3 separate regions of the Mus musculus genome follow, and all the other regions are linked to region 1. Evidence: chromatin loops called from intact Hi-C (ENCODE). Cell type or tissue: heart. All regions are shown on one strand.

Evidence for each region. A loop is a pair of places that touch in the nucleus more often than their neighbours do. Peaks named below come from ENCODE experiments on the same cell type or tissue, not always from the same donor. Only the 100,000 strongest peaks of a DNase experiment are listed, where the experiment ranks them.
Region 2: it touches region 1 in a loop (4-fold over the local background); 5 of 42 quality-filtered maps call a loop at or near these places.
Region 3: a loop joins it to region 1, with 10 times the contacts of the local background. A loop is called at or near these places in 26 of 42 quality-filtered maps.

The regions. Positions count from the first base shown.
Region 1 is chr13:12,381,792-12,389,791 of GRCm38, forward strand. No RefSeq gene overlaps it. Among named protein-coding and RNA genes, the nearest start is that of Heatr1, 9.6 kb to the right of the region's middle. In heart, a CTCF peak has its summit at 4,712 (motif pointing left); no DNase peak of the experiment used is centred here; H3K27ac peaks cover 1,878 bases.
Region 2 is chr13:11,758,531-11,766,530 of GRCm38, forward strand. Ryr2 (ryanodine receptor 2, cardiac) reads right to left here. Exons shown (of 105, transcript NM_023868.2): 28 at 2,697-2,905; 29 at 1,141-1,315. Among named protein-coding and RNA genes, the nearest start is that of Ryr2, 340 kb to the right of the region's middle. In heart, a CTCF peak has its summit at 4,811 (motif pointing right); no DNase peak of the experiment used is centred here.
Region 3 is chr13:12,291,932-12,299,931 of GRCm38, forward strand. It overlaps Actn2 (actinin alpha 2), which reads right to left. Exons shown (of 21, transcript NM_033268.4): 8 at 4,544-4,629; 9 at 2,379-2,471. Among named protein-coding and RNA genes, the nearest start is that of Gm40667, 14 kb to the right of the region's middle. In heart, a CTCF peak has its summit at 4,943 (motif pointing right); a DNase peak (open chromatin) is centred at 2,040; H3K27ac peaks cover 3,627 bases.

The DNA.
Region 1 (8,000 bases):
CAGGTCTGTTGATTCCCTCCATGAAGCCAGCCCTCTCCTATAAGTACAGGCACCAGAGAGCGACAACCTCAATAGCTCTCAGAGGGTTCTTATTTCCCAGTAGTTTTTGTTTCACATTCCCTTTTCTGGTATCTTTTTAGAGTTTTAGAAATCTTTACATAAAATCTTTAGATTTTTCTTCTAAAAAGTGATTTGTCAGCAGGGCAGTAATGGCACATGCCTCTAATCCCAGCACTTGGGAGGCAGAGGCAAAGGGATCTCTGAATGTGAGGCCAGCCTGATCTACAGAGTGAGTTCCAGGAGAACCAGGGCTAGACAGAGAAACACCATCTTGAAAATCAAAAACAAACAAACATGGCTGGAGAGATGGCTCAGTGGTTAAGAGCACTGACTGCTCTTTCTGGAGGTCCTGAGTTCAAATCCCAGCAACCACATGGTGGCTCCCAACCACCCATAATGAGATCTGATGCCCTCTTCTGATGTGTCTGAAGACAGCTACAGTGTACTTACATATGATAAATAAATAAATCTTTGGGCCAGAGTGAGTGGGGCGGGAGCAGGCAGGGCCAGAGAGTGAAGAAAAAGTGTCTGAACACAGCTACAGTGTACTTACATATAATAAAATAAATAAATCTATCTTTTAAACAAACAAAAAATAAGAAAAATTAATTTATTTATTTACTTTCTTACCTTTTAAAACAGAATCTCACTATGTAGCTTTAGCTGGCCTTGAATTCACAGAGATTTGAAGTGGAAATTTCTGGTTTCTTTGGAGACTCAGTTGTGTCATGTAATGTTTTTCTGGAAACTGTCTTATGAGAGGGTTTTTTGCTGAAGCAGACACGTGGGAGAATGTTTTACTGAGAACAGAAATGTGGTGTTTTCCTGGAAGCTGCCTGAAAAAAGGGTGTGTGCTCTTTTGCTAGGGAAGATGCTTGAGAGAACACATGATGTTTGGAAAGGGTGTAAATATAACCCAACAGACAGTGGCTGATACAGTGTGGCCTTGCCATACTTTGGTCTTCGCTGACGATGCTGTGGCATTGGTTCACCTTGCCTTCTTCAATGATCATTGTTTTGTCGTGACTGTGTAGAGAGAAACACCACCAAAGAGCTTCTGGTGGTGCTCCGGCAGCTTCTTGCCACTTTCTTGGACTCGGGGGGATTGGAAGAGCCTTTCGATTTCTTCTAGATTGAACAGCTATTGCCTGCAAGTGGATCAAGTTCACTGTGTGAACTGCTGCTATCCTGACAATGAAGACTGGAATAGCCTCAATGAACTATTTCTAAACAGGTCCACATCCTCCTCTGCCCTGTTTACCTTTCCTGTCCACTACCTCTGGTGGGTGGTGGGCTAGAAGGTAGGCTAAATCATTAAAGGGTTAAAGAACCCTTATTAAGTAGCTTTTGAAAAATAAAAGCCTACAGAGAGCTATAGAGACCTACTTGTCCCTGCTTCATCTGTGCTAGGATTAAAGCCATGCACCACCTTACCCAAATGAAGTGGCAATTTACAAAAATAAAAGTCCTTTCAGGGCTGGAGAGGTAGCTCAGAAGTTAAGAGCATGTATTGCTCTTGAAGAAGATCTGGGTTAGTTCCCAGCATCAACTGGAACAGCTTGCAGTTGCTTGCAACTCCAGCTCCCTGAGACAGGCTGGATGTGGGATCTGATGTCTCGAACCTTGGACACTAATACTCACATGCACACAGTGCACAGTCTTACCTCATGCACACACATAATTAAAAATAATATATGCTGGAGAGATGGTTCAGCAGGTAAGAACACTGATTGCTCTTCCAGAGGACCCCGGTTCAATTCCCAGCACCCACGTGGTGGCTTACTCTATAACTCCAAACCAGGGAATCTAATGACCTCCTCTGGCCTCTGAAGCCACCAGGTACCTCACATGATATGCACACAGGCTAAACACCCATGCACACAAAATAAATAACAAAACAAGCTTAACAATTTTGCCTGTACAATACTGTTTTTTTTTCTTTTTTCAGGAAGCTTCTCTGAGATACTGAATGTAAGATTTCCCAATGTTTAACATGTGCACACACATGTATGCATGCATGCATGCATGCACACAAGCACACCTAAACCCATAGCTTTGCACATGTTAGGCAAGCACTCTGTTACTGTGGTGTTTCCCATCCTGTCTTTAGCAGGATGCCATCCGCTCCCTGGCTCCTTATCCGTAGAAAACTGACCCCCAGCACTAAGAGCCTTCTTCAAAGGATGCAACTGTTCTCCTCAGAAAGACATGCCATTCACATATCGTGAGAAGAAAAATGCTCTATTGAAGTGCTGGTATGTTGTCTCTAGTAAGTTTCTTACATGTAGTTGTTTAAGGGGAAAAACTTAACAGTGCATATTAAGCTTTAAAATCTTAGAGGTTGATTTACAACAGAAAATGACACAATATACAAAAAGTTATTGATATGCTTGGATAACTTAGAAAAATACCTAAAGGCGTGGTGGCACACGCCTTTAATCCCAGCACTCCGGAGGCAGAGGCAGGCAGAATTCTGAGTTCGAGGCCAGCCTGGTCTACAAAGTGAGTTCCAGGACAGCCAGGGCTACACAGAGAAACCCTGTCTCAAAAAAAAAAAAAAAAAAGGAAGAAAAATACCTTTAATTGCTTTTGTTTAAAGTTATCAAACTACAGTTTTTGAAACACACACACACATGGTATGGTGGTACATACCATTAATCTCAGCACTTGGGGAAGCAGAGGCTGGTGGTTCTCTGTGAGTTCAAGGCCAGCCTTGCCTACATAGTGAGTTCTAGAACAGTCAGGGCTACATAGTAAAGCTTTGCCCCCATCCAAAAAAAGAAAAGAAATATGTATTTCTATTACCTATATTTATACTTAACAATATATAACTGTAGGTTTTTATTTTATGTGTATGAGCATTTTGTCTTTGTGGTGCGTGTGTGTGTGTGTGTGTGTGTGTGTGTGTGTGTGTGTGTGTACCACTTGTATGCCGGGAGCCTACAAAGGCCATAAGATCCCCTGTGTTGGATTCCCCTGGAACTAGAGTTACAGAAGGTTGTGAGCTGCTATGTGGCTTCTGGGAAACAAACCCAGATTCTGTGAAAAAGTAGCTAGTGCTCTTAACCACTGAGCCCTCTCTTCAACCCCTATAATTAAAAAAGAAAAAAAAGTCTGCCATCCCACACAATAGGATGATAATGGTCTGTTCCTGGCTCTGGAATGTCAGCTTGTTAAAGACTTCCAGAAATAGAATGAGTGCATTAACTGGAATGCACATATATCAAGTTCCAGACACATGTTTCCAAATTGTTTCCTAAAGGGTGGTAATGCCTAAAACATTATTGATATTGTCTTAAAATGTCTTTGTCAGGAACAAGGAATATTACTTTCAGTAATATTATTAAATAGTAAATAATAAATATCACTTATATACTTTATTTCTTTAACATTTTCTTTTTTCTTTTTCTGCTTTTTTGAGACAGGGTTTCTCTGTGTAGCCCTGGCTGTCTTGGAATTCACTCAGAATCCAGGTTGGCCTGGAATTCACAGAGATCTGTCCGCCTTTGCTTCCCTAGTACTGGGATTAAGGGTGTGTACCACCACTGTCAAGCTACTTAAACACTTTCTAGTTTAGTATGCACATGATATGTACAAAGATGCATATCTTTCACACCTGTTATGTGTGTTTGTGTGTATTCGAGAGTGTATGTGTGTGTGTATGAGTGTGAGTATATTGTGTGTATGTATGTGTGAGTGTATATGTGTGTGTATGTGACTGTGTATATGTGAGTTTGTATATATGTGTGTATGTGTGTGTATGAGTGTGTGTGAGTGTATGTGTGCATGTATGTGTGAGTGTATATGTGTGTATGTGTGTGTGAGTATATGTGTGTTTGTGTGAGTGTATATGTATGTGTGTATATGTGTGTATGTATTGTGTATGTGCGAGTGTATATGCATGTGTGTATTTGTGTGTTTGTGTGTGAGTGTGTATGTATGTGTGAGTGTATATGTTTGTGTGTATATGTGTGAGTGTGTGTGTGTGTGTGTAGGCCAGAGAGGAGATCCAGTGTCCTGCTATGTCATTCTGCCTTATTCCCTTGAGACAGGGTCTCTCACTGAATCTGGAGCTAGGCTGGCAGCCAGCAAGCCCCAGTGATTCTCCTGTCTACACTGACTCTGTCCTGGGTTACAGGCTTGAAAGACCATACACAGCTTTTTTTTTTTTTCCACATGGGTCCTGGGAATTTAGACTCAAGTCCTCTTATATACACAGTAAGCATTTTTTACCTACCAAACCATCTCCTCAGACCTGTACTCAACTTTTAAAGATATGCAATACAGATAAAATAAACCATTTATTATCTGTAGATTCTAGTCCTAAAATCTATGTCAGTTTTCAATATCGGAAGTGGCAAATATTCAACAAAATAAGCGTAGCATGAGGCAGAGAGAAGAGAAGAGACTTGGGCTACCCATACCGCTAATTTAATGAGTTTATAAGCAGATCACTGAATGCTTCTCAACAGCTGAGAACCACTAAACATTTTTTAAATCCTGTATCTCTCTAAATGGCATTTGAACATTGTTTTAGAAAATTTTTACAACATGTTCAGGGTTAATGAATCAGTATTTAGGCAACAGTATATACATTTCTAATTCTATGTTCCACATGGAAGACCAGGGAGAGGTACTTTAGTGTCACCTGCTGGTCTTCAGAAGTATAACAGGTGCTTCTTGTCAATTGTGTATTTCCAAATCCTTTTCTTGAAAAACAAACAACAAACTCAAAACTTAAAATATTTATTTTAAAAGTAAAATATTATGTGGGTGTGTTGAAAATGCCTTTAATCCCAGAACTCTAGAAATTGGGGCAGGAAGATCAAAAACTCAAGGCCAGCCTGGGCTACATAAGACAGGGGGGGTTGTTTTGTTAAATATTCCTAAAGTTGAGAAAGGATTTGTTTTGGCTTTTCCATTCAATTCTTTTTATTGATGTTCAGAAATTCACACAGCAACAAGCGATCAGAGCTATTAAAATGATATCCCTGGGCTTCATTGCTAAGATCTTGTTTAAACCACTGCTTCTAAGACCATGATATTTTGTTGATATATGAACCACTGTATTTTTTTTCCCCCGTTTTCAAGCACTTTTCAAAGTGCTTTCGAGTATGTGGCCAGATGTAGACGTTGCATTTTGAGTTTATTTTGCTGATGACATCCGTACCTCCTTTCCCCCGTCTGTCCTCCCCTCCCCTCCCTCATTCTTCTCTTTCCCCCCTCCCCTCCCCTCTTCCATCTCTTTTCCTTCCCTCACCCCTTCCCTTCCTTCATGTTCCCTCCTCTCCTTTCCCTTCCATTTCTCTCCCTTTCATTTCTTTTTAACAACAGTCTCGATGGGCAGTGGTGGCCTTCAATCCCAGCACTCTGGAGGGGAGGTAGAGACAGGCAGATCTCTGTGACAACCAAGGTTATATAGAGAAACCCTGTCTTGCTAATAAATCCAGTCTCGTGCACCCCAGGACGGCTTTGAACATTCTGTGTAGATGATGAAGTTCTTGAATTCCTGACCCCCTGCCTCCACCTTCAAGATGCTGGGATTACTGGCAAGTGTCACTGTGTCCAGCTAATCCCATTTCTTTTTTCAACAAAAGATAAACTTGGGTGGGTAATCAAGTGTCGGAGGCCAAGCCTGACAGCCTTCCTTCTGTGTCCTTGGCACTTGCAAACACTGTCGAGAGAGTGTTCACACATCCACACCCACACATACACCCATACAGACATACAGACATACACCCACCCACCCCCAGACACACACATATAATTTCCCCCTACAAACATATACTCACTCACACACACACACACACACACACACACACACACACACACACACACACACTCACAAACATACACACATATACATACATACATGCTGGGTGGTGGTGGCACACGCCTTTAATCCCAGCACTTGGGAGGCAGAGGCAGGTGGACTTCTGAGCTCGAGGCCAGCCTGGTATACAGAGTGAGTTCCAGGACATCCAGGAATACATAGAGAAACCCTATCTTGAAAACAAAAAACAAAACAAAACAAAGCAAAGCAAAACAAAACAAAAAAGCAATAATAAATCAAACCAAAAAAATCAACATACATACACACACATACACACAGATGAACACACATGCAGTCACACACATATACATAAATAAAAGTTTAAAAATAACTGGGTATGTGTTTCAGGGTTTTGGAAACAGCTCTTCTCCTGTGTCCTCACAATTAGAAGACAGGCTAGATGTTCCTAGGGTAGTGCTTTTCCAGTCATGGCGTCAGGCTTCAGGGAGGCCCTTAATAAGAAGCTCTTAGTGAGAAGAAAGGACTGGGGGACTAGTCACCCTTCCTTTCATAACAGATTCAGGCATAGTCAGAATTATTTAATTAAATAAATTATTAATAATTAAATATTTTTTAAATTATTAAAAAGTCCCAAACATCCAGTTTCCAATTTCCTTATGTATTTTCAGCTTATGGTTATGAATGTACTCAGACATTAGTGTAAAATTCTCAACAACAGAATATGGCAGTTAAAAAATATTTAGCCATATTAAATAATTCATATGTCTCAATATTAAATAACAAAACTAATTTATCATTGCGATATATTTCCTAAGAGAATATTTATCAAGGACTAAAACTTCATGTTTACTTAAATAATTTTATGAAAAATTTGTCACCATAATCGGTATTTGACTTCTTTTGTTGTTCTCCGCAGTGAACACCTCATGTAGACATAGGTTACTGTCTGCAGAGATACATGAAAGGTGGTTTTTATTCTGTACTGTTTGCTTTAACCAGGGTAAGCTAACGATGAGAGACTATGTTAATCCAAAGGAGAGAAATGCAGGACCTTTGCCAAGAGAGCCTTTAAAAGAGCAGCTGTGTTTCCCACATTTCCAGTCGGAGACAAGTACAGAAAGTCTGATGCTATTGCAATGGTGAGCCCCATCTCTGGAGAGAAATGGATGGCAGAGCCTCCATCCTCACCTGTGTGGTCCACAGTGTATATCATTTGCCACAGTGACATTGAAGCAGGTTTGGTGGTGGTTACCTGGTACTCCTGGGGCTAGGCCGTGTTGACGTCATCACAGTGACTGCAGAGAAATAACTTGTAGGGGTGCTAAAATTCTGTTAGGACTGGGGACATAGTCACACCTGCATGTCCATTTGCTAAGGTCACCAAATGGTTTCACTGAAATGGGTGCATGTATTGTTTCTAAATTATGCCTCAACTAGGTCCCTTTTAAAAACGTTTACTGTTTATATGTGTGTCACAGGACAACTTGTGAGAGTACGTTCTTTCCCTCTATGCTGTGGGTCCCAGGATCTGACTCAAGTCGTCAGGCTTGGTGGTGAGTGCTTTTACCTCCCCAGGCAATGTTCTGGCCCAGGTTTGGTTTAAAAGAAAAATATTGATTCCCAGGGTACTATTCAGACCTTCTACAACCTTCCTTCCTTACCCATCCCTTTGTCTGACCCAAGACTCCCTGGAAACCCACTGGCCAGGCCAGGGATCAGGTAGGCAAACTAGATACATGAACATATCAAAAAGACCATCCACCATGATCGTATAGGCTTCACACCAATAATGCAAGAATGGTTCAACATACATAAATCCATAGATGCAATCCACCATATAAACAAACTGAAAGACAAAAAAAACACATGATCATCTCATTATGTGCAGAAAAGGCCTTTGACAAAAATTTAACACCTCTTCATGATAAAAGTACTGGAGAGAGTAGGTATACAAGAAACATCCCTCAACATAATAAAGGCAGTTAACAGCAAGCTCACAGTCAATATCATCTTAAGTGGAAACTTAAAACAAATCCACTAAAATCAGGAACAAGATAACATGTGAAGTCTTAGCTAGAGCAATAAGACAAAGGAGATACAAATAGGAAGGAAAAACATCAAGTATCATTATTGGATGAAAATATAA
Region 2 (8,000 bases), 620 kb before region 1:
GGACCTGACAATTAAGAGGATGTCACATAATTTGTGTGCTAATTAGAACTGATACTGCAATAGGTTTCACTCTGGCACTTGTTTTTGTCTTTCCTCCTTTTTCATGCTCCCTCCTCCCCCACCCCATGTCCTTCCAGCCCCAGTGCTCCCTTTCCCGTGCCTTGTGTGTCCTATGACCCTCAAGACCTCCTTTCTCCCCTCTCATGGTTTCTTTTCTAGTTTTGAGACTTATATATAACTGGACCCATGTTCATGCATATGCACATATAGAAATATTAAAAACCCAAGAATGAAAAAGAACTTATTTGTCTTTCTGAGTTGGGGTGGATTATCAGTCCTATCCTCTTTTTTTTTTCAGAATCCTTTTTTTTTCTCACATCTGTATCTAATCCCATTGTGTGCATATACCATATTTCCACCCTCCGTCCATCAACTGATGGACATCTAGGCTGATTCCATTTCCTGGTTATTGTGAACAGAGCAGCAGCAGAGAACATGCATGAGCAAGCATCGCTGTGGTAAGACAAAGGATTCTCTGAGAATATCCCGAAAGTGATATAGTCAGCTCACGGGCTAGTTCTGGGGTGTTTGTTTGTTTGTTGTTTATTTGTTTTTAATTTAGTGTTTTGCAAAACCTCTACCCTGATGTCTTGATGGTAGAATTTACCCACAGAATAGAATTTAATAGTATCAACCTCTCTGGCAAACAGCAATCTACAAGAAAGTGAGACCTGGCTTTAGTCACCTTTGTCACTCGAGATTCTGACAGAGGGACTTGCTGAGCCATGTCAGATTCTCCTTCCTTTCTTATAAAGTTAATAGATAAGAAAATGCTCTAATCCACTGATGGACCAGGAATGTTCTGAATGAGGGGTTAATGTTGTGGGACACCATTGTAGTGGCCACCATTCTTTCTGCTGTACACACAGACACCCCCACCTCATCAAAACTCTACGTAAGTAGGGTAGGTGTCATTTCTGCTGTAATAATCTCAAGCATGCTTGACCAGATCAGCCACATGTCACCATAGTGCCCAGACATTTACAGAGGCAACTTACACACCCACTCACCCTAAAACTACTATTGGGCCTGGCCATGCATTGTCTGCAAACCCAAATGACAGAACACCGTGGCTCTTACCATCACCAACATCAAAGTCCTTGAATGCCAGCTCAGAGCCTGAATCATCCAGCAGGATCTCGCCGTTCAGAGTGAACATCATGGTGTGTTCATTCATATCAACCATGCAGCCCACGACGTCACCAGCTTGCCATGAGCGCCCGTAGTGTTCATTGCCCTGGTGCCACCGCTGTGCCTGTGAGAGGCGAAAGAGTCCCTTTTTACAGAGTCAGACAGACCAGCAGCAATAGGATGATCTCAGTTGGAACTACCAGTCTAGTGCCAGGCTGGGGATAAAGGGATGTCAGGGGAGTCTGAATCCCTACTGTGTACACAGGGGAGGGACTGTGAATAAACCAGATGCTATTTCATCCTTTTGAAAGTTGATCTAACTGTATGTACTATGGCTATGGACTATTCTTCTTTACTCCCGAATGTATAGTTAAGAGCTGAGAATCAAGCTGGGTGCCAACCACTAGAAAGAAAGAAAGAAAGAAAGAAAGAAAGAAAGAAAGAAAGAAAGAAAGAAAGAAAGAGAGAGAGAGAGAGAGAGAGAGAGAGAGAGAGAGAGAAAGAAAGAGAGAAAGAAAGAGAGAGAAGGGGAAAGGAGGGGAGGGGAGAGGAGAGGAGGAAGGAAGAAAGGAAGAAAAACCCCTTCTCATGTTTGCCTTTCTCAAAATGAAACCCCCCTTCTTGATGTTACTTAAACAAAATGAAATTCTGGAAACTTCTCAGTTCCTTTCTAAAATCAGCAAAGCTTCAAATCACACCTAAAAATACTCCGAAGGTATCTGTGAAAATGAACAAGCCCCAAACCAAACATGGATACCAGCCCACTTATAAACACACTTAGATACAACGTTTCAAATGTGAGTTTGGGTTACACTCATTTAAAGGTAAAAAATTACTCATATGACTTACTTTGTCACATGAATCCTTTGAATTAATTTGGAAGTGCCACCTTCATTGTGATTTTTACATAATGTGCTACTGCCTTTGTGTAAAATACTGATAATTGTCTCACTACAACATATTGCTTTTAAATTTTTAAACTAATGATGCATCAAAGGCATTACAACTCAGAATTCCCCTCCCACCTCTGTTGTCTCCTTACCCTACTTGTGTCCCCAGAGTTGAACATCTTTCCTTATCTGTAGTCTCTGAGTGAAGCGGGAATGTCACTTCCATTTCTGAAGGTTATTTCTTGCTCTGGTTCACTATGTCTGGTCACCAGCAAGAATGAAACCAAAGCCCAGTCCCTTTGTTTGTTTGTTTGTTTAGATAAGGTCTCTCTACACGAAGCCCAGGTTGGACCTGAGCTTGTGATCCTCCTGCCTCAGCTTCCTCACTGCTGGGATTAACGTATGCACCACAGAACTGGCTTCTTTACCATTTCTGATAGACCAGGAAGACCTCATTCTTTGACAACATTTTGCTAAATTTCACTGGTTCTGTAGGGCAATAAAGAATCCTGAGATGACTAAAGAGACATGTCCAAGGTCTGCTGTGAGACCAGAAAGGGTTTTGGCATCTGCACATACAAGCAGGGATAGGCCAGGACTCAGCAAGCTACTCACCTTAAAGCCATCAAAAGCAAAGGCACGGTCATCAGAACCCAGTTCTAGATCTGGTTGGCAGCCTGGCCTGCTCCAGCCCACCCGCATGTCTCCAGCAGTGACAGCCTCAAATTCAAAGTACCAGCGCCCAGCCTTCACCGCATAGGTCTTCTCTGCCCTGAAGATGCGGAACCTCTCCCCAGTACCGCTGCACACCTCGGCTCTCGAGGCTGTGGGTTCGAGAGACTGGAGATCATTGGGTGGGAAGTTAAGAGAAAAAGCAGGGCTTGACCTAACTCAGTCGTAAAACCCACTGGAAGGCTGACCACCCAACTCCACACCTCCTGCTTCATCATCTACCTTCTGGTTTGTCAGATAGAGCTATGAGTACAGTAGAAAGCCAGATTGGACTTCCTGGGAAAAGTGGGGAAGAGCTCGGTGACTGACCACACAGGTCAGTCCTCCTGCTGCCACTTTCAGAATGAAACTAACTACCTTTCAGAGAAAGAAAGCCATCCAGTCCTGGATGGTTTAGAAATGGAAGACTACCAGACCACATGAATTTGAAGTCTTAGGTGAGAAAAAAATACATTGTTCTAAAAAAAAAAAAAAAAGCATATAACCCCTGCCTTGTGCACCTCCTGTTGGCTGCCACACTAGTCAAACAATGAATCACCAGAAATGAAGGTACCCCAATCTCCTCCTAGGAGATGAAAAAGTTCCCGGGCAGTCAGAGAAAGAACTGTCTGGGAACAAGATTTACAACTTCTCCTGGTATCCTTTAGGTGGGACTGGCCTGTGAAGATGCTGGGGGCTGGGGGTGGGGAAGAACTTTCCTGGGGCTGCCTCATTATGCAAGTCACTTGCCTTCTATTGAAATTCAGATACTGAAGGTGGTTGAGGGAAGGGGCTGGATCTATTTGTCCCTCCTCTCAGTGTGGTCACATTCAATCAGTCTCTCTCTTCTGCTTTTCACCATTAATTTGGTTTGTTTCATTGACTTATGAAGGACAGGTGCTAACCGATCTTGTTGGGGCACTGGCTGTGAGCCTTACACTTCAAAAAAGTAGACATCTATGAGGCATGGTTTTGCCAGCTGCAGATAGTTTCTGCGATTGTGTGACATTTGGAATTCTGAGAACTTTTCAGAGAGTATATAAATGCTAAGGCTCTTGGGGGTAGTTATTGGTAGTTTAGGGAAGTTGACTGTAGTTTGTTAACAGCCATAGTCAAAGAAGAAACAAAAGGCAAGAAATTAGATTCGGGATTTTCCTAATGTCTCTCTCCACTCTACCCTTGCTTCTCTCCTATCTAGTGTTAGGAGGGGAAGCTGGGGTGGGGGAGGGAGAAAGAAGAACACAAAGTAGCAAAGGTCTGCCACAACACCCTGAAACCATCAAGCAGGCATTTGAGGGAGATGAATTTTTATCCCCCAGTTAACCAGTCTGAAGATCTTCCTGCAAATGTCTAAGGGGCTCAAAATTCATTCTCTGTATTTCTCTGGTTTAAGGTTAATAGCTGTGGTTTAAAGAAACAACCATTTGGCATTCTGCTTCTTGATTTTAAAAAAACAAACAAACTTCAGATAAAATGAAAATCTGGATCAACTGGAATTAGAGAAACCAAGCAATCTAAACTATATTTGGTGTATTTGGAGCCTGCAACACATGAGCTCAAGCGCCTGCTGAGCTGGCTTGAGAAACAGATTCCCCCCAGCTTCAAGCACCAGACCAAAGGAAGGCCAAAGAGTCACATCCCTATCAAAGACACAGAACTCCTTTCCAAGTAGAAAAGCCCACACCGTGCTTGATTCATAGACACTTAGTATGCAGCTCTAACTTGTGTGAGTGTGACAAATGATGTTTATATTCAAATAATAAATAGAATACTTGACACTAAAAATAACGAACCCTTTAGCGGGTACCTTTCTCCTGGACATAATCAAGGCTATTGGGACTCAAATCAAGAAAGTTGGGCAATAGATCTGATCAGAGGCTGTGTTCCCTGGACCCACAGAGCAGGAAAGAGTGGGTAGATGGTGACTGATGGGCAAGATTGAGGGTAAAGTCTTGGGTTATATTCTAATGTCCAATTTTCTCACCAGACCACAGGCTTAGAAGCCACCAACCACTAGAGGGCAGTGAGACCTAACTATGTTTGAAAATGACAAATTACACCCAGGATCAAGGAAGGCACCATTAGTCTCTAAAAGTTTTATACATTATCTAGAATGTGCCAGGTGTATTTATATCATACTTTAAAAATAACTGGTACCAAACCAGCCGCCCTTTCAACTTCCAGGCATTACATTTAGTAGAGTGATTCAGATCTCGATAAAAATCTTGTAATGAATAAGAACACATTCCACTTCAGATGTTTTAATACATCATTGAGAATAATACTGCTAAGGTACCACACAACTCAAATACTGATGCATGTTTCATTTGGAATATGTGAGCCTTCTCCTGAAAAGTGGAGAATAAATCAAGAGCTATAACCAATTGCACAAAGTTAGGCTTGATGTTTGCAACCTTTTCTTCATTTAATTTAATCAAATGTAAACCACAGCAGAAGAGTAAGTTACAAACAAATGTTTCTTTTTAAAAAAGTATTTATTGTTAACGTGTGCGTGCATATGGGAGTCAGAAGGCAGCTCTGGGAAGTCTAATTCTCGCCTATATTAACAGGGCTTCCAGAGCCTGAACTCTGGTCTTCAGGCTTTCCGAAGCAGTTGTTTTACCCAGAAGCTGCCTTTCCGGCCACAAATTGATGCTTTTAATCGAATCTAAGCAATCACGAGGCTGATGTGGTGTTTCACCATAAAATCTTTCACACCTTTTAATCTCTACTTTAGAAAAATCACAGCCTTTTCCCAAAGGCTTCCCAAGTAGTCCCTACCCCTCCCAGCATCCTCCCCCACCAATCTGTCCCCTCTCTCTGTTACCATAGTTACATTTCTACAGTAAACTGGGATGGCATAGCAAGCTCCTGCAGGACAACTTTTGGGGCTGGTACCCTCTGCTCAAATATCTCCACAAATCTTAGCTAGGGGTTCAATATATTCCAACTTTTGCCTTATCTTCCCTTCATGAGTGGCTGCTGTCTCCTGACCTGTGCCCTACATTTGGCCCAAGGACAGAACCATTTCTCGGGCCTTTCTGTGTGCAATCATGCCATACACACTCTCTGGATGAAAATGTCTCACTGTGATCGATAACTGCTGATATTTTGATTGGTTCAGATTCTAACTCAGAAAACAATGTCTCCCATAAACGATACCTCACATGGGTGAGTTAATCCTTTGTACCTACTTTTTGTAATGTGCTGTGTGTAATCTCCTATGAGGGAGACATATTATTAGGTTCAAGGGTGTAGCCATACATGAGAAACATAATTGAACCTCCTATTGCAACAGAACACAAACTTCGCCTCATTGGTCACCGCTTATGTGATTTCAGAAAGGCAGTAAGTGGTCAACTGTTTCTCTGTGTGTTTGTATGTATTCACGTGTAGGTATGTACATGGTGGGGTATTCAAGAATGTGCTCACGCATGTGGAGCTCAGATGTCTCTGTCAGGTGTCTCCTTTTATAATATAATATTTCTCTGACCCAGGATGTCACACTGAACCTGAAGCTCTCTGGCTATTAGACTAGCTGACCAGCAAGCTTCTGGGATGGACCTGTCTCCATCTCTAGGCACTGTGGTTAGAGTGAAAGTATAACAAATATATAACAAAATTCTAGGCCTTTAGGCCCAGGCTTGGGAATGTGACCTCTGTGACTCAATGCTCCAAGGTATGCTAATCATAAAACAGATAGCAACATTCCTCCACCCACCCGCTTCCTGGGTTCAAAGAGTGTTCATTCAAAGAATGTGCTATTGTTAGGGGCTCTTAGAAACTGTCTTGAGAGATAACCCGAACAATTACCAGGTATTCCTTGTGACTCTTGTGACTTTGCACTTCCTTGGGACTCTTAACTGGTATCTTTGGTATTTTCCAACAACGCCCTCCCCACTTCCTTGAGTTGTGGTTTCTTCCTTTAAATAACCCCTTACCCAGCTACTCTGGGCACCACGGTCCTCTACCCCTGCGTGGTGTATGATCGTGGGCCCGAGAGCGCTCTTGAATAAAAGTCTTCTTGTAGTTTGCAGCAAGCCCGTTTCTTGTGAGTGATTTGGATTGTTGCCTCTCCTGAGTCAGAATGTGGGGGAGTCCTCACGTTGTGGGTCTTTCAAGAGAACCAGCCCTCAGTTCTTGCCTATTTTATGTGGGCTCTTGGGGTCATTGTTAGCTTACAGAGGATCCCATTGGAATCCAGCAATGGCTTAGCTTATCACCTGCCTCCTGACTGTGCATCAGGGTGGGCTGCTTATAAAAGGACTGTCTGGCCACTCCAGCTCTCTCTGTTTCTGTGTGTTCCTGGTCTCTCCACATTTCTGTCCTCTGTGCCCCATCCTCTTCTCTGCCCTCATGGCTCCGTTCCCATCTGTCTACCTATCTCCATGTCTACATGTCTGCCTCTACCCATTCTCCATGTCCTCACTCATATCCATTCCCCCAAATAAACCCCCTTATTCCAGATCTGTTACATGGCATAATTTCTCAGGGGCACACCTTGGCACAGGCCTCACTGCATTATATTTCATAACAGTCACACTCAGTTTATCACGATTGTGTGGCAAATACAACACTGACTGAGCAATCTTCCTCCTAGCTTTCAACCAACTGCTAATGGCTCAATCACTAAATTCTTATAAGACAACTCATTACCGGGTCATCATCTCTCCTCTTTTCAGTTCCATATAGGAATATATGAATTTGCAAAACATACACACCACAGAGATCACAGAACAACCTGTGGCAGTTTCCTCCATGTAGGACCCAAGTACTGCGCTCAAGTCGAACATATCTCAGTGGTCCCAGTTCTTTTTTTCCTCCCTGAACTATACAGTGCTCTACATTTTCTTGCCTATGATCTAGCTCCCTTCCTGCTCCATTAACCCCAACTCTAAACCCATTCACTGCTCTACTGAGCTTGCTGGAAACACGCTTGCAGGCATGCAGCACTCACGCAAGCACATACGCACAGGTTGGCACCTGTATTAACGCGGTCCCTACATTTCATGAGACCATGAATGTTTCTCTAGAATCTTCCCTCCTATTCGCATTCTTTGCTCTAACCTTTGCTACTGATGCCATCCCCTGAGTAAAGAAAGCTCAGAATCCTTTGTTCCACCGATCAAGGGCACCTTAGCAGCATTCATTCCCTCCAAAGTCCAGAAAAGTAACTGTTAGCCTTCCTTCTAGGCTCCGCCCAACAGT
Region 3 (8,000 bases), 90 kb before region 1:
ACTGTTTCCAGTTCAAGAACAAAGGGGCCCGATAACTGGGACCAGCTCCCCCAAGGCTCCCAATGACTGAGCATGGTAACAACTGTACTGACTTAAATTGGGGACTGCAGCTCTATGCATGGTGCAATGAATGACAGTGTCCACCCAGGGCCACGGTGACCACCCCGATGAGACCACACACAGGTTTAACTCGAACTTCAGGTCAGCACACGGAGTCGTGTTTGACAAAAATGTGACATTTACAAGAAACGCAGCAACCAGACATTAGCAGACAAATGCTGGATGGAGCCTCCAAATTCTAAGAGGGAAAACAAAATTAAAAGGAAAAAAAAAAAAAAAACAAGAAGAATGGAGTTGATGCACTCAGCAAGGAACTGGGTTGAATGTCAAATGTTTCGGTTGAAAAAAACAAAGCTCAGATCTAATGAGTTTACTCGCTAGAGAATTGTACTACAAGCCTGGGCAGATTCTGGGCCAGGTAGGCTTCATCGCCTAGTTTTTATGAAACTCCACAGGCAGTGAGTGAAATCCTAGTGAATTCCCCAAAATCTAGTGACTGCCCTTCTCCTGAGTCAGTATCCAGGCCTCAGAGACCTAGACACTTAGTTTATTCTTCTAGTTTTTAGTTTGTTTTGAAATTTTACTTCTTATTTGATACATATGGGCAATTTGCCTGAATGTATATTTGTGCACCACATGCATGAAGTGCCTTCAGAGGCCAAAGAGGCTGTCAGGTCCTTCTGGAACCGGGGGTTCAGACAGTTGTTAACCACCATGTGGGTGCTGGGACTCAAACCCAGGTCCTGTGGGAAAGCAGCCAGACTCATAACTGCTGAGCCATCTCTCTGCCATCTCTCCAGCTCCCCTTCTATTTACTCTTATGTCTACTGATGCTGTGGGAAGCTAGAATGAAACGGAGTTTCAGTGATGACACCTCCAATCATCATTGAACAGGAGTGTCCCTCAGAGGCTCGTGTGTACATGCTCCCCAGCAGGTAGCGCTGTTTTGGGAAGTTATTATAGCCTGGCCTTGCTTCCTGTTCTCTCTGCTTCTTGACTGTGGATACAAAGTGACCGACTTGCCTCAGGATTCTGTTGCCATGCCTCCTTCCCCATAATGGACCGCACTCCCTTGGAACTGTGAGTTAGAATAAACCATGTCTCCCCCACAATGCTTCTGTAAGATTGTCTTATCACAGCTGTGAGGGAGAAACTAAGTTTACAAGAAGTAAGAAAATTCCTGGCATTCTTTCTGTGCTGAATAGACTTCTCTTGTAAAGTCAAGGACTCCTTGATGCCAACAAATGAGGTGGTTGTTTTGTTTTGTTTTGTTTTGTTTTGTTTTGTTTTACACAGCAATAGTAACAATTACAAAAGAAAAAAAAAAGAGTGGTAGGGAATCAAACAGCTAAACTTCCCACAGCAGCAGCATGAAGGTATATATTTAGTTTATTTAGTTTACTTGATTGAGTTCCCATCAAGTAAGTATTTGGGATGGTTTACCTCTCACTTGTGCTGATCATTGCTTTTCACAGCACATAGCAATTATTGGTTGAATCAAATTAACATAAAAACTATCTAGTCTTGCATTTATTCTTTTTTAACCATTTAAACTATTTTTAAGATTTAGTTTAAGTTATCTGGTCTTGACTATGGATCTGTACTTGAGTTCTATCTCAGAAGACACAGCTCTTGGGTCCCTCAGCCTGGGCTTGTGTTACAAAAATAACACAGGGTTAGTAACAAGGATGTCCTGGTACCCTCTATGCTAAGGACAAAAATAAATAAAAATAAATAAATAAATAAATAAATAAATAAAAGAACTGTAAATGCATTGCTCAAATCAAGAATTTGGATAAAGAGCTACAAAAATTCGTCCCTAAGGCTCAAAGGGTTTGGAAGGTGAGCTGTCATCCCAGATCCCTCTCAGGGCCTGTGCGCGCACGCACACACATGCACACCACACCTCCTCCTCCCAAAAGGCTTTGCAAATTCTTTTCACATGAGGTCACAGTGCTGAACAGGGCCCTTGATACAAACAGTGCCCTACAAGATGGCAGTAGCCCACAGGCTACAAGTTACCGATTCTGACCTTACAGGGACAGAGCTAAGACTAGATTCCCTTCCTACCACATCAACACATGTAGCTTTGGGGTCTTTGCCAAGGCCACGGTGGGGGCAGGGGGACGGGCAGGGACACTGGCACCAGGTACCCGGCATGTTGCTTTAGGATAAGCAGCCTGAGACCAGATGTATTTTCTGCTCTCACTCTCTCTGAGATGAAAAGTGCAAAAAATAAACATGGACAGTCCGTTTGCAGCCTCTGCCTCACCCCTGGCTGCAGGCAGATGGGACGGAGCTGCCCCCATTTCCTTTACCTCACTCGCTAGCCTCTCATATTCTTCCATCAGCCTCTCATTCTCTTGATTCACAGCAAGAACCTTACATATTCTGTTAGCTGCTGTCTCGGCCTGCAAAACACAATAGGTAAACAGGATGGCTGGGCGACGAGGGTATGCTCGCAGACACACGTAAAGCCAGATGTGGGGGCGGGGCAGGATGGAGAAGAGGGCGTGCTGAAGATGGTGCAGTCTGGGTCAGGGTGGGGAAGATAGAGGGGGTGAATCAGTTCACACCTTTTTTTTTTTTTTTTTTTTAGTTTTCACACAGACTTACACGGCAGGCTGAATATACTGTAGGGAATAATGGGGAGATATCATTAGTCTAAAGTACAAACTTTATAAAACATCAAGCAAGTTAGTAACAGAAATATGTAGGTCGAGGAAACCAAGGTCTCAGGTCCCTGACTATCCAGCTAAATACTCCTGAATAGACCCTACGGCTATGGGTTGGAATGACCCTGGCCTTCAGAAATCAAAGCTGAAGAGGTTGGGTCCTGAATGTATCCATGTTATTGACCTTGAATCCATGGAAGAACTTTCTAGATGGGATGTTGGAGATGAGCGTGCCTTAAGATGTTGTTTCATTGTTTAATCTACAAGAGCAGTAAATACAATGAACCAATACATAATCCTTGGTCATTATCTTGAAGGGAACTTGAGTCACGTGCCTCTTAACACGTTTCTAGGATGGACCAAGAAGAGCGCTGTGCCTGTTCTAAAGCAGAGGTGTCCAACTCATGACCCAGGTGCCACATGTAACCAGGATAGCAATGAATATATCCCAACACCAAGTAGTAAAGTATTGAATTCTTTGGGCTTTTTGGAGGGAGACGTTTCTTTGTTTTCAGACAGAGTCTCACTCACTATGTAGTCCTGGCTGGCCTGGAACTCAATACGTAGACCAGGCTGGCCTCAAATTTACAGAAATCTGCTTGCCTCTGTCTCCCAAGATATGAGATTTAAGGAGTATACTCCCATGCCTGGCTTTACTTGTTGTTTTTACATTTTATTTCATGTGTGTGTGTATGTGTGTGTACAATGACTGGGCACAGGTGTAGATTATGTGTATAAAGACACATATGTGGACATCAGGACAATTTGTAGTGTCTTCTCTTTTTCTACCATGTGGGTCCTGGGGGTTGAACTCAGGATGTCAGGCTTAGCAGCAAGTGCTTTTATTGTCTAAGCCATCCCACCAATCCAACTTAAATGTGTGTGTGCGTGTGCCTGTGCTTGTGCGTGTGCATGTGTGTGTGAGACTTCATTACAGAGTTCTTGAGTGTGAACTTTGTAGGTGACAATATCATGTTTCAGTGTAAGGCCAAGTAAATACACGCACATTTTTGCAACCTTTGGCTACAGATTGGACACCACTGTGCAGCCCAGGACAATCCAAAACTTGGCCTAGAGAAGCCACTGGACACTCTCCCCAAAGTCCGGCCCTCTAAAGCCCTAATTCTCCTGAGCACAATGATCCCGATTACCATCATCTCTCAGTGGTGGCCTTTACAAAGATGGCAGAAACAGGGCACATTCTGTCTGTCCGTCCATAAGGGTTCCCCACGTACAGGGGTGAGCAGCAGAGACAGATGAAGCTGCAGGAGGTGGATGACTGGTCTCTCATAATTTCCCTCAAACTGTTCTGAGGCAGGTGAGTGCTTCTGAGGTCGTAACCCTTTTGTTCCGTCGACTAAACATACAGTTAGTCTGTTATAATGGAGCAAACCACTGAATAAAAGGTCGTTTCCAGGCAACCAAGAACAACAAACATGGCAGAGGCATTTCTGTCTCCTAGTCGCCTGCCCTTCGCCACTCAATGCATGCAGCACACCCTTCAAGGCACTCTGCTCCCCAGAATGTACAAATGTTTCTAACAGTCTTCTAATAAAATGGAAGACATATCCTGGGGGGCGGGGAATAGAAGAAAAACACTTTGGTTATGGTCTAAAGGATTTTTTTGCTTGTTTGTGTGAGTGATTGGATTTTTTAAGATGACTAGCAGTTGGGAACTTGCTGTGTTAGGTCGTTATGAAACACTGATATTCCAAGGTCAGATGTGAAGCACACAGACACACACCCAGAGATGCACACGCGCACACGGAAGAGCAGCGCGGTCGGCTGCGCGCACAGGGGAGGAGTACCTGCTCCGCTCCCGCGAAAGCATGGTAGAAGCAGGAAACGTAAGTCATGATGGCTCTTTCATCGGGTTTGGGAGTGTTGACAATGTCTGAGGGGGAAAAAATAACACGGGACACGGACACACACAGGCGAAGAGGAGAAACCACGGTGAACGGAGGGAGGCACTCATCGGCTTATACCGACCACTCTGCTTCATGTTTCATGGGCCCATGACCCTGAACCTCAGGGCAGCTGGACAGCACTGACACGATCCCAGAATAGTTATTTTAGGATTACGTTTTTACCCATTTATTCAGTATGTGGATGTGGATGTGTGTTTGAGCACATGCATATATGTGCACACACATATTCTACGGAAGACACATGTAAGTTAAAGGATAATTCCTAAGAGTCAATTCTTTCCTTCCACCAGGTGGAGCCAAGGGCTCAGGCTTGTTGGTAAGACTGAGCCTTTATCCAGATGCTCAGCCATCTTGCAAGTCCTAGGAATAGGATATTTGAATGGTCCAACTGAGGGCCTGTGCCCTGCCTTCTTCAATGGGCTTTTAAAAGTGTATATAACATGTTAACATGGAGATTCCTATAGCATGCATCCAGATCATTACCCCATTTTTGTTAGTCTTGTTTCTGACTCTCACAACTTTGTCTCTGAGAAAGATAGGTTCCTTGGAAAGATGCTAGAGACAGGGGTGGGGTGGGGGTGGGGGATGGGGGTGGGGAATGGGGGTGGGGAGTGGAGGTGTGTGGGGATGTCCTCCTACTTCCCAGCCCCATCCTCACATTCGTGGTATCTATCTGCTCTGGAAACCACCCAGGGAGAGTGATGAAACTCACCGTGTGGGATAAGGGTTGTCCTTAACACCTTCAAACATAGCTACCTTCCCCCCAAGAGAAACAAAACATCTAAAGAAAGGGGTTGTCACACACACACATATATATATGTGGCTGTCACTGTATTTGCTGCTGTAAGACCAATCAGAAGAGCAAAGGACCCTGGTGACCACACGTGCTTTCCTCCTATGATATCAAGTTTGGTAAGTGGAGTTTGTTGTTGTTGTTGTTGTTTTGACCTGTCCATGAACTTGGTAGGGTCAGTGAACAAGGGGTTCAAAATGATACTCTGTCATTCATGTTTATGTCTACTGAACCTTTAGAACGCAACAGGAACACCATGTGAGCAGAAAGTGTTAAAGAAAACTAGACTAAAAACAAACAAAAAAACAACCAAGAACTGCCTCCTTAGACCCAGTCTCCCTATTGAGGAGGCAGGGCAGGAAAGGAGGCAGGAATCATAGAAATTAAACCTAAACACAGAAAGTGAAGGGTGAGACTTCTGTTCCACATCCTTCCCTCTGCACCAGAAAAAGCAAGATAGTAACAGGACATGTGAGTTACTGCAGCTCTTTCATCTGGGAGGGTCTGCCCATGTGCACTAAATCTGTGGGGAGAAATGAGGGTTAAGGGCTTGGATGCTCTAACAGTGAGCAGGCTTCTAATAACCGCTTCCTCTGGGAGGTCTTGAAGGGAGCCTGCCCCGCCATGTGGCCGCTGTCTAAGTCTGGCTCAAATCAAAGTCATACTTGCAAAGTCTCTGTCCTGAGTGCCTGTGAGAACCGCCAAAGGAACAGAAAGGAAAGCTTGCAGAGAGAAGGGACGGCTGGTGAGGAGAAGCCTAAATTACAAGACAAGCACACGAGGCTCCTAGACTCCTAGCGCATAGGTCTGAGGTCAACAAGATCCCTCTACAAGCTTACAATAAGCCCACAGACCTAAACTCAGAGCTCACCTCCAAACAGGGTCAAGGTGGATACAGTTTCTACCACCTGTTGAAGGTAAGGAAGAATGTTTCCAGTTTCCACTTCAAGAGAAGTTCATGGCTAAGGAGGTCAGTTAGCCTCAGGATAGCCCACACCTGGATTCAGAAATCAATACAAATTATCACAGTAAGAGGGCCAAAATAGCAGGTGGGATGCAAGGATTGACCAAGAGTCATCACTAAGCTGACAGCAGGCTGTGTGGGACTGTCAGGACAGCAAATGAGCAGAGAGGGGGACTCGATGGGAAAGCTGCCGTGACAGTGGACAGCAGACATAAAAACACCTACGGTAATGGTAAAGCAGTGGCTATGTCCCAGCGCGTGCTGCACCCAAGACCATCACTGTCTCAACAGTTAGGCGATTCCTGCACAAGGCCCTCTACAGCCATGGCTAATATGGCTATAAGCATTCTGGGTCTTTAAAGGGAAGAGGAGGAAAGGGAATAATCAGGCAGAGCGTCACGTGCCTGTGACTCCAGCACTTGGGAGGTTGAGGCAGGGGTTGGCCCTGGTTCTGGGCCAGCCTGGATTATATAGTAGATTCAAGATCAGTTTGGAAAGTATAGAAAAGACCTTGCTCAGAGAACTGGAAGGAAGGGGGAGGGGAGGGGAGGGGAGAACAGGACAGGAGGGGGAGGAGAAGGGAGGGGAGGAAAGGGAGGAGAAAATGACAGTGCTAAAGCATACCTTCAGCCAGAAGGACAAGGTGAAGGGTAACTGAATACCCAGCCTAGTACCCAGAGACTAAGGCAAAACCTATGAACAGACGAGTATGCGAGTATGGCCAGGGCAGCCATGGTGGTGATCCTGCAGACAGCCATGAACACATTTGAAATCGACCCTGGCCTTCCACTTGGGCCAGGCACTAATGAGCAGAGATATGAATCTATTAATCCACGCTGGATATTAATTCAAGAGTTCTGTGCAGTTCATTACCACATGGGAAAGTCCACGAGATACTACATGAATCCATGCTAAGTTTGGAGAGGAGAGCTGGAACGGGGCGTTTCTATGTTCCAGAGCTTAGGAGAAAGCACAAAGAGTGTTTCCATTGCTGTCTGAGTGATAGCACCTCACGGGGTTTGGATTGGTAAATGACCAGATTGCTAACTGAAAGCTCCCTGCTGTGGGCTGAATAGCCCATGTGCTCATTTCCTAAAGCTGTGACTGGACATTATGCAGAAGGGTCTTCCCAGAAGGGAACAGGCGAAGGTGAGATCACCCTGAAGTAAGCAGATCTCTTAGCCCAGCAGGACATAAGGCCCCGTGAAGACAGAGGTTCAACTGGATCAATGCTGCCACAGGGTGAGGAATGCCTTAAAAAACAGGGAAGGATCCATCTCCCAGCCAGACCAACACACTGAGGCCATTCTCAGAGCTGTGAGGAAAAAGGTCTCTGGTTTAGCTCCCAAAGAATTGACTGATGGATGACTAATTAGAATTCCCATTAGAGAATAATGATACTAACAGCAACAAAGTAAAAGACAAACACAACTCAGGATCCCCACAGTTCCCAGCAGGGAGGATCTTGTAAATATCTGCTGAAGGTAACTGCTCACAGATAAATGAAACAAACTCTCCAAAAGCCTGCATTTTAAATGGTGGGCCACAGATACATACAACCACTTGAATTCACCGCTCCT